Regions from separate parts of the Mus musculus genome. Here region 1 is linked to region 2. Evidence: chromatin loops called from intact Hi-C (ENCODE). Cell type or tissue: heart. All regions are shown on one strand. Links, peaks and the distances in the headings refer to the core of each region. The heading gives the core; the rest is flanking DNA. Region 1 has its middle 23 kb from the start of 4930511E03Rik. Region 2 overlaps Slc25a26 (solute carrier family 25 (mitochondrial carrier, phosphate carrier), member 26).

Region 1 (8,339 bases), core at 279-8,278, 370 kb after region 2:
GAGCCTGAAACAGATGTGTTGCTCCATGTGCCCCCCCACCCCATTTTTTAGAGTGCAAAGGCTCAACTCAAATTTCTGAGTGGCATTCCATTCCAGACATACACCTGGATTCACCAACAGAGTAGACCTGTGCAGGCATTGGGCGTATCTTTTGAGAATTATTCTTCAAATACTGGAAATGTCAGAGTTTATGCAGCTCCGACTCTGACATGAAAAATGAGATTTAGTGTATGTGCTTTAGATTAAATAAGAAAACAAACAAAACCAAACACCCTCATCACGCCTTCTGCCCAACGGTCCCTTATCAGAATATGCACACCCTACTCTTGCCTTTTCTTCTCTGCTTGACTTTAGACTGTTTCTAGGTCTCCAAGTCTGTAATCAACACAACAAAGAACAACCTTCCTGCCTACAAACAGGGGTCCTTCTGTGGTTCTAATATTGAGGATCTTCTGGCTGTGTCTTGCTGGCTTAGGAAAGTACTCAAGTGAACAGTGGGTATTTTGACTTTGAGCTAATAATGTGTTCTGAGATTGTCCCCATCTCGAGTCTCCCACACTCCTAGGCTTGGATCATCACCCGAGTGACTGATTCTGGTCAACTGGTTCACAAGCTGCCATTATCATTTCTATGGCAGCAGTGAAGTTGCTATTAGTGCTCCTTAATTGCCTTCCTCTGCTTGCAGTGGTGACTTCAAAAGCCACAGCTTCTATATATGGGGGAGATGACCCTTCACAAATATGAGAGAGAAATAAATGTTTATTGGCATATCATTTTGATTTTGGAAGTTTGTCTGGAGTGACTTCTAATATAAATGATTCAATTTTTATCATTTTGAGTTGTATACTTCAAGACAAGTCTCTTGCTTTATCAAATGTGAAAACATGCCCCATCCTGTGCCAAGAAATATGCTGCATCCCAAGTTTCTTTAAACATCCACAGAGACGGTGGCTAATGTCCATTCTGTCCTCACAATATCCCCGTATTGTCTTCAGTTTCTAGGGGAGGAAACAGAGACACAGAAAAGTTAAGAAATTTGCCTGGAGTCGCACAGAAAGGACCAAGCAACGTTACCAGGTTTAGCAGACTACAGCAAACAGGACATATTTAAAGCAAAGAAATTATACATTGTTCCTCTAAGTTCTAATTTAACTGGGTTTCCTATGTCTTATCTGCCAAATCTGTTAGGAGGGTACCCCAGAATTTGAAACCCAACAATCTGACCACAAGCTTCTTGACTCACTTCATTTTTCTTTTTCATTATACATGAAAGCAGACTCATGCAAACAGAGAAATCACAGTGACATCTGGCCAGTGCCCTGGAGCCACAGCTTCAGGCATGTAATGGGGACTGTAGGGAACAGTGACAAGATGAAGACTATATGCACCATATAAACAGCAGTCTTTATTGAGCTGTTACAGACTGCTGCCCTGTGGAAATCTAGTTATTTTTCTAAAATAATGGTCCTCAACCTGTGGGTCACAACCCCTTTGGGGTTACACGTTAGATATTTCGTTATGAATCCAGCAGTAGTAAAATTACAGTTATGAAGTAGCAATAAAATAATTTTAGGGTTGGTGGTCACCACAACCCAAGGAACTGTATTAAAGGGTTACAGCATTAGGAAGGTTGAGAAACCACTGTTCTAAAAGAAGTCACAAACTCAAATTTTCACAGGAAATTTTCCCATTTTAGGATTCTGGTAACTTCATCAAAAACCATAACCTGCCTGGATCCAAATAATTGTTAGCTCTAGTCTTGACTCAACCTTTATAGTGACTAGGGTACCAACTCTTGCTTTCACAAAGAGATGTCTCCCAAGCCATTGTTCTGTTGGTCTTCAGGTCCTGGGAGACTTCTACTTCTACACTGCTTTCTTCCTATGGAGGAGACATTCTAAGGACTGAAATGTGTAATTTACATAATTCTGGCTAAGGGCTAACAATAGAGCCTCTGCTAGGACGGCACATTGTACCAAGGGCATGTGGTAATGCCCATCTCCCTGTTTCATGAAGGACACAGAAGGGCAACTGTAGGAGAACTGGGAAGAGATCAACCTGGCATGATGGATATGTGAACAGGGTCAGCTGGGAAAAGATGCACAGGGAAGATTTCAATAAAGTCAAAGATGGAGAGGTGCCTAGAACAGAGACTAACTTGAAATCTAAGAAATGGATGCATACCTATTGATCAAGTAGAGCTTATTTTCTGAAGTTTAATATAAAGACCAAGAACTTGGTTCAACAGCCTTGAGTAGGAAGCCATTCTTTGTACTGTCCTCTCCCCATTTAATTGCATCCGTTTCTACTGATGCTGTTTTAAAGCACCATGCTCCCATGACAGTGGTCATGATCATCCTTTCATGCCTGACCTACTTCAATAGAATCTCCATCTCCATCCTCCCTTCAAATCACCCAGTTCAGCTTCAGTACAGAAGCCTGATATTAACATCATGCATTCCTAGCTTAAAGTTCCTTGATGGAATCCTATCCATCCTGCTTTTTAAAAAACAGGGTCTTGTATAGTCCAGATTGACCTCAGACATGCTATATAACCAAAGATGACACTGAGCTCCTGAGTCCTTTCTTTCTACCTCCCAGTGCCAGGACTACAGGTGTGCACTACCATACCAGGCATCCCACCTTAGTTTGAATTAAAACACAAAACCTCAGCTAAGTGTGTTGATAATCGACAGCAGGATCCAATCAATTTCTGGTCTGACTGGTGCTAGTCCTGGACCCGTTACCACTCTCATAACCGTGCTCTTCTCCTAAACAATATGGACCTCTTTCCTACCAAAAGTCTTTCCACTTCCTCTTCCTCCACTTGCCTGGTTGGTTGTCTTTTAATGATTAAAACTCCCAGCCCTGTTCCCTATACCAGAACACCATCTGCTCTCTCATGGAAATCTCACAATAACCTCTCATTATGTTTGTGAACAAGTAATGAATTATTGGATTCACTGTACCACGCCTTGTTCCTGCTGCTTGTGCTCAATGGTATAAATCGCAGTACCTGGCACATCTCAATGGTATACACTCAACAAAACACTGGCACAACATCTTCTCAATGGTATACACTCAACAAAACAGCTGATGGATGGAGGGTTTGAGTTTAGGAAAGTACCTTGGATGCGGTGTAGTACAGTCCTCTACTCCATGTAAAATTCCCAGCAATGTAAGTGGACTTGTAAAGTGTTGTTTGTCCCTTGACTCCATCAGTGTAAGGCAGCCCTATTTCATTTATCTCTCTATTTCTCTCTCTTGTAATAAAATACTATTCACATTCTGCCAGTGTTAGGCTCTGTACACTATTGCAAATCTCTACCATGGTGAGAATTTATCCACTTTTATAATTTTCCAAGTTTGCCTAATTATCTAATGCCACTTTTATACTGAAAACATTTCATAAAGTTATTTTGAATTAGACACACTGACTTTTCTTCAAGACATGGGGATGTGGAAAAGTGTTTTTTAAATATGTCTGAGAGATGTTTTTAAAATGCTACAAAATAAGATTGGATCTAAAACTCAAGGGTGATATGTGATTTGAAGCATTTAAGCTAGTATATTTAAATTCATTTTACCAATGGAGTGTGTGTGTGTGTGTGTGTGTGTGTGTGTGTGTATGTATCTGCTTGTATGTGTGTGTCTCTGTGTGTGCATCTGTTTGTGTGTGTTTCTCTGTGTATGTATGCATATGTCTTTCTGTATCTGTCTCTGTGTGCACGTGTATCTGTGTGGCTATGTTCTTATGCTTATGGAAGACAGAGGTTGATGTCTGGTGTCTGCCTAAATGGCTTTCCATCTAATCTCTTGAAACAAGGTCTCCCATTGAACCCAGTGCTTGCTAGCCTGCCTGGCCAGTGTGCTCCCAAGAGTCTCCTGCTTTTGCTGTCCCAGAACCAAAGTCACAGATACATGCAAACACATGCAGCCATTTTCTTACTTGTTGCTGGGGGTTGAGCCCAGGTCTTTCTTATCCAGTAGGCACAAGGCCAGCATCTGAAATGCTAGTATGGGAATCTTGCAGCCCACTTTGAGGTGCTGAAAAGCCGAGGCAACCTCTGAGTATGTGAAAAAAAAAATGTGTTGCTAAAGGGTAATTGTAGCTATTTGAACTTCACAGCGTCTTCCACTAGGGACATATTAATTCTGTCTAAACACACTAGTGCCACCTATTGGAAAAATCTCTGTTTAGACAGAAACAAAGTTGTAGGGTTAGAGTCTGCAATACTAGAAAATGCCTCTCGAGATGGCAATTTCCTCTGCTAAAGAAAAATAAGATTAAACCAGCTTGCTAAAGAATGTTTAGATGATGTCTAGATATTTTGATGTGGAAAGAGAGGTTTTCATCTTTAAAAAAAACTTGTTAGCAAAGAAAACATTAACTAATAATGAATCAGCAGACTAACAAATACCATAGTTCAGGAAAAGGCTTTTTGCTTGTATAATTAGTCCTGATGGGGCTTGGGTTCCTGGAGTGTGAGCCCAGAGGATTTTCTCATGGGCGAGAGAATTTTCTCACTCAGTCCTGCTGTAGAAGACCTGGAGCCCTGGAGAAACAGAAAGGAAGCAGGAGAATTTACTTACCTTATTACAAAGGGAAAGCTGCCTTTCCTTCTGGCCTTCTTTCATCAATAAATATTGTTTGATCACAAAGTATAAAATGCCTATCCCTGCCGTCTTTCAACCTCTGCTGGAAATACTTTTAACACAGTGGTTTGTGGGGAAATGATACAAAGAACATAACAAAGAGTATGACCATACATAAAAATGGCCTAGGGTGGCATAGTAACAGAGAGGAGAAGGAGGAGAGTGCAGAAATGAAGAAATAAAAATTCTAGAAAATGGCATTGACATTGTCCTGAAAGGTTTTAAAAAATAAAACCCAAATTGCTCATGGAAATTACATTTAAGGAAAGGGAAGTTGAGAGAGAGAGAAAGTTTGATTTTCCAATTAATATCTTTGTACTTCATTTTTATTACATAGAGGAAGGGAAAGGGCATCACATGTAAAAAGTACAGGCTGGGGCTGGGCGTGGTTGTTCGTGGCCCAGGGCTTACCTGACACACACTAGGTCCTGGACGCACCACTTAGCACTGGAAATAGTGCTTATATTTCTGAATGTACTAAAAATTAGTACTTACTTGAAGGTGACTGTGTACTTATTTGATAAACGTCCATTGGACATCTGAGACAATTGCATTTGCTTGACTGGATTCAAACGTGGCAAAGCAAAACCAATCCAAGTTGTATGGAATACAGAGCAAGACAGCGATTAGAGGGGCCAGGGCTGAGAAGGAGCCACGGAGAATCTGGAGACTTCTGGAAATGCTGCCAATGCTTTTACTGAACTGAGCTGGTACCTGTAACAGAGTGGTGTTCAGTGGTGTTCAGAAGTCACCAAGCTGTGGATTCTGAGCTGGACTCTTTCTTCCAGATGTGTGTAAGTAGATACAAATTCTAAAAATGACACTGAGATGACTTCTTGGCTAGAGAGACCTATTATTTACTTTCTAGTCCCCTGGATTACACCGCAAGTCTTATGGGGAGAAAACAAAAACAAATAAAGTGCATTCAATTTTGACATTTTCCTCAAATGCCTGTTGGTACACAGCTGTGGTTGATGGAATCCTAAAGCTATATAGCACTAGTGCTGGAAGGTTCTTTGGAAAGTGCTGAAGGAGTACTACAGGAAGCCAGGTCTGGGCGGGAGCTACTGCAGGCCCCAACAGAGGTCAACACCATATGTCCAACACTTCAACAAACAATACAAAAGAGTCCTTGTTCATTAATGGGAAGCAGACCCAACATCCACTTGGAGGCAGGCAAATCTGTTCCCTCCTTGACTGCCAAGCACCCTCGCCATTCCCTGTCTGCTAATTCACCTGTTCAGATTACCTGTCGATCAGTGAACACTGATGGGCTGCTAGATATCCTGGCAGACAAGCTTACAAATGATCGTGCCTGCCACGTGTCCTGTATTTAAAGGAGCCACAGTAAACCTTCACATCTAGTGAGAGGTGTGTTGTATTTCCTATCTGTCGCTGATAATCCTGGGGGACACTGAAATCCCAGGTAGGGTTACAGGCTGTCACGTGCAGCCACACATCCCGCTTCCCCTGGTTCTATTTATTTATTTTTTCGCACTCACACGATTACCGGTTGTGCTAAGTGTGCGGGCCAGAACTTTAATCTTGTTCCCCACTCAAATGGCAGATAAAACTGTGAAAGTAGCTCAGGCTTTCCCCACCACTCTAAGAAAGGAGTGTTAAGCTATGTGCTTTGTTTCTGTAACTTCCCACTAGCTCGGAGAAGCATTCTTACTAATGACAATGAGTGCCCCACTGTTGGCTTAGAGGTCCACTCATTTAAAACCTGGGGCAGGACTTGGGAGACAGCTCAGCAGGTAAGAGCACCTGCAGTGTGTGCAAGCAGGGGAACCTGAGCTCAGACTCCTAGCACCAACATAAGAAGCTGCACTTCTGTGCCCGTTACTCAGCACTGTGTGGGGGAGGGCATGAAGGAAAGCAGAGAGTGATAGGTAGGGCACCCTATGGCCTCTGTGTATACAAATGAACACACACCACATACACACACACACACACACACACACACACAAATGGAAGGATCAAAAAATAAAAAATAAAATAAAAGTAAAAAGAAATATAGGGCTTCATAGACTAATGAATAGCAAGAGAGGGGTCCCAAGAGTGGAGGATGAACAAGGAGAAGTTGATAGAATATGGTGTGTGCTAGGCAGATGCCAACAAGAGCCTGCTGACAGGAACCTGATATAGCTGTCTCCTGCGAGGCTATGCCAGTGCCGGGCAAATATAGAAGTGGATGCTCACAGTCATCTATTGGACGGAGCGCAAGATCCCCAATGAAGAGCCAGAGAAATACCCAGGAAGCTGAAGCCCCATAGGAGAAACATCAGTATGAACTAACCAGTACCCATAGAGCTTCTTAGAACTATACCACCAATCAAAGAAAACATATGGTGGAGCATGTGGCTCTAGCTGTATTCTCTGTAGCAGAGAATGGCCTAGTCGGTCATCAATGGGAGGAGAAGCCCTTGGTCCTGTGAAGGCTCTAGGCCCCAGTATAGAAGAATGCCAGGACCAGGAATGGGAGGAGGAGGGTTGGGGAGCATGGGGAGTGGGGAAGGGGGAGGGATAGGGGATTTTTGGAGGGGAAACTAGGAAACGGGATAACATTTGAAATGTAAATAAAGAAAATATCTAATAAAAAATTTAAAAAAAATTTTTAAAAAGTACATACATAGGGAAAAAAATACGATGTGTGGAAATTCCATGGTGAAACCTGTCATTTTGTATGCTGACCTTGAAACTGAATTAAAAAAAAAAAAAGATAGTCTAGTTCCTGGCATAGTTTTGGGTAGAAAACTTGTGGCAGTGATCATTACTTCAGTCATAGAAGGAATGACATCTGCGATAATGATGGTGATTACACTAGCCGTCAGTACTGCTTGCCCAGTGTTCTGGGTGCTGACTTCTGCTGTGGTCACACTAGACTGATAAATGTCAAACACATGTCACTCACAAGGAGAGGAAAGAGCCCTGAGTCTTTGATAGCTTGCCCAACATCACATAAGCTGTGTGATGTATGTGTGTATGTGCACATGCACACGTGTGTGTGTGTACATGTGCAAGATAGGATACATTTAATATATATATTAAATATATGTAATATATTATATATTATGTTAAATATATATGTGTGTGTTATATGTGTATGTATAATATATATTATGTATAGTAATATATAACATATGTATATATAATGTATGTGTGTATGCTAATGCAGAGGTGGGGTATTACTCAATCTTTCTCCTCTTATATTTATGATTTATGATTTATTTATTAATTTATTTATTATTTATTTATTTATTTATTTATTTATTTTACTCTGACACCTGCTTTCATCCTCCAAACACTGTACTGAGGATGTGTTGCTAAGATCTTTGAAGGATCTGTGCATAAAATCTTTGGGGCTAACAATTGACTTATGTGATGTGCATTAATGGGAGACACAGGATCTGACCACTTCTTGGTCAAGCCCGGGAGATTAACAGTTTAGGAGGCAAAGTAGATCTTTTGACAGGTAAGTCATCTCCGATTCTCATGGGCAGGAAGAGCCTGACGTTTTGACAGCAGATGGTCTTAGTAGTGAGTATTCTTGCAGACTCGAAGTATACTGGCTCAGACTGGAACAGTTAACTTGGGTCTTGTCAAAGCTGCTCAGAAGCCATGTGGAGAAGGAATTCCTTCTTTTGTTGGTGATGGTGGTAACAGCTCATCGTATTTGCTTA
Region 2 (8,339 bases), core at 21-8,020:
TGCATGACACATTTGTCAAAGGGGACAGTTTCTGTCACACTACCTCTGTAGTGAGAACCTACCATCAGAAGGTGGTAGTTCACTAAGGCTGCCGTGAGGCTGGGCTGGGATAGTGTCTGGAACCTAGGCTGGGCTTTCTGTCTGACAAGTGGCTGAGTCTCTGGTTTGGCCCCAGTTCCTGGAGAAGATGTTGGGCTCTCTGAGCACCAGTTCTCTGATCCGTAGCATAGCAATACTCACTCCTCCCTGAAGGGATGCAGTGCTATAATGTGTGTTGGCCCTTGGTGATCTGTAAGGCTGACCAGCAGTAAGGACTCCTCACTCTCCCAGCAAGAAAAAGCAGCACTCCCTTCCCCCACATGGCAAGCTGCTCTCTCTTGAATGGCACTGGAAGATGTCAGGATCTGAAGTCACTGTGCAGTGTGCTTTCCTATTAAAGGCTGTAAACGTTCTCCCCGGCCACCTCACTGTTTTCAGATGAGATTCTGCCAAAGAGAAGCATTTAGGACCTGCGTGGGAAATGTTAACAGATCTTTATACATTAAAAAACAAATATGTTTTTGTTTATTGGGGGGGGGTTACTTGGTATAAATGTTAGTCTAGAGAAACAAGATGAGTATTTTGAAAACATTGCTGCAGGATAAACGTAATTTGAAAATAGTCCAAATTGAGTAAATTGGAGTTCTGCAAGAGCGGACAGATTGCAGCCCTGTCTTGTACGGCCGGGGAGATGAAGAACGGCCTGCTATCCACAGTCCTGTCCAGACACCCACACACTGCCTATGGACTCCCTTCTCCTCAGGATCAAACTCGCCCGCCATCAGATCAGATTTCTTCTGCATTTGTGTTTTCCAAGTTTACCCTGGCGTGCGTGGCCATCGCCAAGAACCGTGCTCTGCCATCCTCGGCCTGCTCCTTGCTCCTGCTTGTTTCATAAACGACTTGGCACAAATACCCAAACTGTCTCTTGAGATTGGAGGTGTTGATGGCTTGTCATGCTTAGACATTCCCCTGGCTTTTGGTCAGGGTTAAAGTAAGGAAAAAGAAAGACCTTGCCAGCTCCTCACTCCAGGCCCTGACTCTTAAAACAGTGATGTTGAGTATTGATATGGTATACTTCCTCCCATTATGGCATTCCAGTATCTTTTGATCAGTTTCTTACAGTAGAAACTTCTTACATTCTCTTAAGAGAGAAGAAATGAGGGAGAGGCAGCTCTCTCATCCTAGCGTGGTAGCACGGAATGCAGGATTCAGTGTGTGACAGAGGTGAGAGCTTGGCACAGGCTGGGTCACACAGCCACACTGTGGAGCCGTGCTTGCAGACTAAGTGTGAGGGGTGCAGGAAGGAGGTCTTGCTCCTGAAAGCATCAGCTACGAGGATCCAGGAGCAGAGAGAAGCCAGGCTGCCGGGGCTGAGCTTGGGCCTCCACCTCACTGCCCTCCTGTACATTCCTAGCTTCTGCTCTGAGGTGATAGCCCCAGGCTGTCAGAAAGAAAGGAGTTCCTTTGCCTGTCAGAGGGCATTTGTTCCCCAAGGCAGAAAGTAGTTTTTCTGTGAAAATCAGATCAGTGGATATGGCCCAGCTTAACATTCAGTAAACACCCCAGGAGCTAGGTTCACTTGAGAACAGTCTGTGTTTGCTGTGCCTAATGGTTGTTTCCTATCTGGTGTGCTAGTGTGTTCCTTACATTTATCCTCTAATAATACTACTTTTTAATCTAAATGTTAAAGATACAAAACTGTGCCCTGTGTGAGTTAAAGTAGCCCAGCGTTTGAGGGCCTTTAAATTGATTTATTAATGCCTTCCATAAAGTACAGATCTCAGTGTGGTAGTAAAATCAGGGCCTATCAAAGCTAAAAAATGTTTTGAGTTCATCTTTCTTCCACACTACTTTCACGGAGCCCACATCTCTGGAGAATATCCAGGTGTCCACAGGGAAGGATGGTTAACCTGTCTGTGGCCAGGGCAGGTTCGGCTTGAGTTAACCAAATTTATTAAATGTTCTCTGTCAGCTTTATGAGTTGATTTAGGGCAGCTTGTGAATATTTTTACATAAAAGAATAAAGTTTAATGCTCAGACTTATTTTAGTGTGTTGTTGTACCAGAGTCCTTGGGTGTGGCGAGATCATTTTAGGGGCTAGCATATTTGCAGCCTTGTTCCCAGCTCCATACGGCTGCTGTGTGGCAGCAGTAGACACCAGCGATGGTGCTGGCATCAATCTGGAGAGCCTGGCAAGTAAGCGAGGGTGGCACTAGTGCCAGCCCTTCCCTGCGTCTTACAGGGTCACCTTACATGCTTAGTTTGTAAAAACTGTAGACTTGTCTGGAGATATAACTACGCATATTGAGTGCCTACTATGTGCACTAGATTAGAGATGGGAAGAAAAATCACCCATTCTCTCTACCCATGTCTTAGCTTGCGTCCTGTTGCTGTGATAAACACCAAAACTAAACGTGGGAAGAAGGGGTTTAGTTCAGCTTGTATCTTTTTCTGAAGTCAGGAATGGAACTCAAAGCAGGGAAGGAAGCAGAGTCCGTGGAGGGACACTGTATAGGCTTGCCCGACATGCCTTGCTCAGCCCGCCCTTTCCTACAACCTAGGACCACCTGGCAAGGGGTGGCACTGCCCACAGTAGGCTGGGCCCTCACACACGAATCAGACTTGCTTACAGGCCACTCCTCAAGTAATGTTCCAGATGACTCCAGCTTGTATCAAGTTATCAAAGAGCTAATGAGCACAGTGCCCGCCGAGACTGGAGGTCCTACCTATTAGCACTGCTGTGGGTTACTCCTCTTCTAGACACTGTAGGGACTCTTTAGTGACGAGAATCTGCCCCACGGTTGCCTGCACTTTACAGGTGAGCCTTTGAGGCATCAGGGACCAGGGCCAAAGCTGGACCTCTGAGCGGACCTCAGTTTTTGACTGTTGTAAGATCTGTCTGTGTAGTGTGTGGTGGGTGGGGGTGAAGGCACGTGTGTGCCATGGAAGCTTGGGGAGTCAGGGCAGGTGAGGGTTAGCTTCCTTCTTCCTCCACGTAGCTTCATGGCAAATGCTCTGAACTTGCAAGCCATCTCGGTGGCTCACAAACTGTCTAAAAGGACAAAAAGTAAGAGGTTCTAGACAAAGGGGGCACTGACAGGCCTAAGATGTGGGCCAATTGTGGGTAACTGAAAATAGAACATAAACAAGGAGTGGGCAGGCCTGGCCTTCCCACAACTGTCAGAACAGATGTCACCGCAGCCAGGGTCACTGTAACAACTTCATTTCAGCCCCGTATTTAGAAAGATATTTGTCAGAGGTCAAATGCCCTTTTTGCTCACACACCACAGCAGGGGGCGCCTGGAGCTATTTCTAGAGCCTCTGTGCAAACCCCCCCCCCCCAAACAGCTGCTCATCGGCAGCTCCTAGGAGCTGAACCTCCTGAAAGCCCTTTAGGGTGTGTGTGTGGGGGGGGGGGGTGTTATTTCTCCATTCTTCTGGCCTTTCAGGGTTTCAACTGCATTGTTGTACCAAATGAAGAAAATATTGACATCAAGCTTGGTATGGTGGTGTCACATGCCTTTAATCCCAGGTGGGTGGGGGTGAAAGCTAGTTCTGTGGGTTCGAGACCAGCCTGATCTACATAGCAATTTTCAGGCTAGCTCCAAGTACATAGTCTGAAGGCCTTGTCTTAAGCAAACAAAATCATGTCAGACCACAAACTGTAGTTTACATTAGCAATAAGAGTTTTGGATTCTGTGTCCACAGATATGAACACTGTTAAAAATCTATGGACAGTTTGACATCACAGAAATTAGATGAGGAAAACCTAGTGAGAGTGCGGAGGCCAAATGCACGCCAGGGCAAGGGGTGATGCAGAGGCTATACGGAAATAAAGAAAACATAGTCTTGTATCATGAAGAGCTTGGCTGGTTATACAGAAGCCCCTGTGACACACAGGACGGAGCCTGCCCATCTGTCTCATCAGAACAGGAGCACCAAAGCGTCCTGGTGCTTTAAGACAGGTAGCCTGCAGGAAGGTGCGATTCCCCAAAGCCCTGGGAGCCATGTGCTTCTCTCCCCGAAAATCCACATCTGGCCATTGACATGTGTCATGTACACATTTGGATTAGTGTACCAGGCGGTGGGAGAGCAAGGTGAGTCGCAGGGCCTCACTCCTCAGCCTGAGTACCCTTCACCTTCTTTCTCCAGTACGGCAAAAGATGTGAAATAGGGAGATGAACTTGTTCACGTGTATCCTGCTCTCAACGCCGTCATGTAGACACGATGGCAAGTTATTCTGACAGTTATGTGTACTCGGCGCAGTTATGTGTAGACGTGTAGGTTACTGTCGAGTCTGGACATGTCACTGACTGCTGGGTCTTACACACAGGTGGCTTTGCAGCTGCAGTGACTACACCTCTGGACGTGGCTAAGACAAGGATCATGCTGGCAAAGGTGGGTATCAGATAATGCAGGTTCTATGCCGTGTCTGTTAGCGGAGGGTATGGGGGTGGAAGCATCGGAGAACCTGCCGGACCATTAATAACCCTGACTTTGGAAGAGCGGCTCTGTCATCGCCACCGCATGTTGGCAGCTGTCACTGTGATGGATCTGTGTGTAGCACGCTTCCATTTCTCCAGCACTCTCCCAGCTGTGCCGTGGGAGCGGCACATCTGAGGGCCCCTGCTTGCTCTTGCTGTTTTCAGATCTAAGCCTTGAGAGAGGCTGACAGGCTTCATGTTCTGAGGCAGCTGATCTGCAGAGTCAGAACTCAGGCCATGGGTCGCGGTGACCACTGAAGACAGTTGTCCATGTTGTTAAAAGGAAAACCAAACAACAAAACAAGCTCTGAGCTGAGCTTTAAGGAATTCCAGTAACATCCCTGGACCGAGTATACTCTCAGAGTACAGAGGACCAACCCTGATGACGGGGTCATTTTAAAGATAGACCCATGCAAACGTAGAAGTGCCACCCCCATCGGGCTTCCTGTTGAATAGTTACCATTAGTTTCTAGGTGAGCTATGAGAAGCTGCCCCCCCCCCGCCCCCATCCCCAAGTATTTGTCTGTATGTCTAAATGTAGGCAAGATTTCCAAGCTAACCCCAGGGCAAGCCTTGGATGAAGGTGAGGGGAGTCTGCTCAGAGAACCAGAAGGTAACGGCCCTCTCTCCCTTCCTTATCTTCCCTAGGCGGGTTCCAGCACTGCTGTGGGGAACGTGCTCTCTGCCATGCACGGGGTGTGGCGCTCACAGGGACTAGCCGGGTAAGGACAAAGCGAGCCCTCGGCTGCCTTGCCTCTTCTTCATTGGCTCTTTCTCAGGTCCCTATGCTTGCTGTGGATGAACACTTCGCCTTTGCCTTTTCTTAGGTTGCATATGTAAGATGGCACACTCGGCGACATACCATTCTAGCCACATGGTTCTCGGTCTTGTCCTTGACACTGGATGACATGCAAATGTGTGTCGTATTTTGGCTGCAGCATTGGTACAAATAAGCTCCCACCTACGCAGTGCAGACTGCCAGTGAATTAGAAGAAAGCATTTGGGGCTTGAGTAGGAACCACTGGCAGCCGTGCCTTATGATGGGCCTGCGCTCTGCACCATGGGCGTTGTTAGTGGGTAATTTTGTCACTTAAAACATCATGTGGTGGCGCACGCCTTTAATCCCAGCACTCGGGAGGCAGAGGCAGGCGGATTTCTGAGTTCGAGGCCAGCCTGGTCTACAAAGTGAGTTCCAGGACAGCCAGGGCTACACAGAGAAACCATGTCTCAAAAACCAAAAAAAAAAAAAAAAAAAAACATCATGTGCTTACACAAATGTAGATGGTGTCACCTACAGACCTGTGGAATCGGGCTCCTGGCTGCAAGTGCAGCAGGTGATACCCAGAAGATCATGGACAGTTGGAAGAGCAGTAGATATTAGTGTGTCTGGAGATACAGAAATGGAGAGATCGTGGGTTTCAGATGCACCATCATCTTATATGCAGTCTGTTTTTCTCTAAAGCGTTACCCAGCTCATCACTGCGCTGTCTGCTCCACAGTGCTCAGCCTTGGGTGGCCATTACTGTTTGGTTGCTAAGTACCTCACATTTTTTTGCATGTGGTATGCAGATGGGTGTGTGTGCCCACTAGTGTAGCCATAGAGGATAGAGGATAGAGTTTTCAGTTGGATGTCTTCCTCAGTCACACTTGAAACAGTCTCTTACTGAACCCGGAGCTCACCATTTTGACTATAGTAGGACCCGAGGACCGACCTGTTCCCTTCCCCGTCGCTGGGTTGCAAGTGAGGACCACTGCACCTGGCTTTCTGTGGTGCTGAGGATCTGAGCTTGGGTTAAGCTTGCCCTGCAAGCATGCTAATGAAGCATCTCTCCAGCCCCACATGCCTCCAAATGTCTTGCTTTAAGTCCTAAAAAGCCGTCCCTGCACACTGGTTCACCATACGGTGGTGCTGGAGCTGTGTCTATGCTGAGTTGTTAGAAAAGCGGAAGGGTTTTCTCTACGGAACGGTCTGGACATGCTGTGTGGACGTGCCTCCACCTGGAGCTGGGATGGCTGGCATTGGGAGCAGCAGCACTGTGCCCTCCTGGCCTCTTTACCTGGCATAGCCGCCCCGCTCACCCCCATGCCAGGGTACATCACTGATCACTATTTTTGTGTAACTTTGGCATTTTAAATTTCAGCTGATGGTCCGGGAAACATGGTGATGCTTTTGCCAGAGAGCAAACTCCATGTCTGTTTGAGTTTTCCAGCTGGATGCTTCAAAGTGGTGGCTGGGTGCTTTCACTCAATGTCTGCTCTGATGGTCGGAGGTGCAGATTGGATCTAACAGACAGGACTTACTGACTCTAGATGTGTCAGACATAGGAAAGGCATGGTGCTAGCTTCCGGAGTGAGTCTGCTGTTCATGGCTGACCCCGCGTGAGGAATAAGAACATATTAGTTGTTAATTTGGGTACGAATTTGACACTGAACAAAGATGGAATGAGGAGGGACATGGGTTGTGTGCCCCATATGCATTATTTGAGAAGCCTCTTAGGAAAGCAGTGGCTGCGCTCACGAGGCAGCAGCTGGTGACAGTGACTTTTGACATCCTGAAGGCCAGCTGCCAGATTGTGTGGTGACTTAGCTGGGCCCCTGACTATACTGTTGTGGGGCTGCAGCCCATTTGCCAGTGTCGAGAAAGTGGTGACAAGAAAGGACACACTGGATGAGGCAGTGCCCCGCTGTGGCCACCGCATGCTGCTGGGTAGATGATGCAAGAGCGGCCTTCCCTGTCCAGGTCATGGCACACACTTGACTATAACTAAGCAGTGCCAGAGGAAAGACAGCAAAACAGGCCAAGGGTGTGTGTTTGTTCTGACCCAGCCTTGGTGCTGAAAGGTAGCTTGGATTTTTGGCTCGTCTTCTGAGTCTCCAGTCTTGGACTCTGGTCACCTTGTCCAGGGCAGCACTGAACAGCATGTTCCCAGCAGCAGTGGCCACCCCTGAGCATACAGCAACTCCAGCCCCTCTAGTGAGCAAGTGATTGGACCAAGAGACAAATGAAAACTACTGGTCCCTTTCTGGGCAGGTGGCTCAGCCTACTTCCTCTGTGGCAGTGCCAGATAGAGCCACCACTGTCTGTGCCCCCTGCCCTGCACACACACTAAGCCTATCAAGTCTACATAACTCCCAGCAGCCCCTCCCACCAAGGAACCTGATGCTATCTCAGAGGAGATGGTAGGGAGCCACGCTGGAGGGCAGACTGGGGTTAGCCCAGAAGCTGCAGGGCAGAGGGGAGGTCCACTTGTCCTGGATTGCCCCTGGCTGATCCCCTGAACGTTTTCCCTTGAATATGCCCTTTATGTACTCGCTGCTGCTGGGAGCTCCTGCTTATCCTGTCACCTGTTGTCCCTGGAACACAACCTGCCCTACTCACAAGTCTGCCTGTAAGCAGAGGTGGAACCCCTCCCCCCTACAAAACCTCCACTTTAAGGAGGCTGCAGTCTGTTGGTCATCTGTGACGCTGTAACTGCTCCCATCTGTCTCTGGCCTCTGCTGAGCTGGGTAGTGGCAAAGCTGAGGGAGACTGACCTCCAAGCCCAGCTCAGTGTCTCCAGGCCTGCCTTCTATATGGTAGGTGCCTTGTTTGCCACTTCCTGGGCCAGGCTAGCTGACCCAAGAGCCTCCGGGACTTCCTGTCACTACAGGAGCACTGGGGTTACTGCAGAGCTGCCACGCGCAGCCTCACGAGGTTTCTAGACATTTGAACTCAGGTCTTGCTCGCTTTACCCACTAAGCTATTCTCTCTAGCTCCCTAAGTAGCTTAGCAAGAGGGGTCCCACTATGTAAAGTCCTTGCTTTCTTCTGTGC

Evidence for each region. A loop is a pair of places that touch in the nucleus more often than their neighbours do. Peaks named below come from ENCODE experiments on the same cell type or tissue, not always from the same donor. Only the 100,000 strongest peaks of a DNase experiment are listed, where the experiment ranks them.
Region 1: it touches region 2 in a loop (6-fold over the local background); 3 of 42 quality-filtered maps call a loop at or near these places.

The regions. Positions count from the first base shown.
Region 1 is chr6:94,963,094-94,971,432 of GRCm38, forward strand. No RefSeq gene overlaps it. Among named protein-coding and RNA genes, the nearest start is that of 4930511E03Rik, 23 kb to the left of the region's middle. In heart, for the core only: a CTCF peak has its summit at 4,168 (motif pointing left); no DNase peak of the experiment used is centred there.
Region 2 is chr6:94,594,005-94,602,343 of GRCm38, forward strand. Slc25a26 (solute carrier family 25 (mitochondrial carrier, phosphate carrier), member 26) reads left to right here. Exons shown (of 10, transcript NM_026255.5): 8 at 4,376-4,440; 9 at 5,175-5,248. Among named protein-coding and RNA genes, the nearest start is that of Mir7041, 8.2 kb to the right of the region's middle. In heart, for the core only: CTCF peaks have their summits at 3,314 (motif pointing right) and 7,214; DNase peaks (open chromatin) are centred at 2,237 and 7,347; H3K27ac peaks cover 3,388 bases.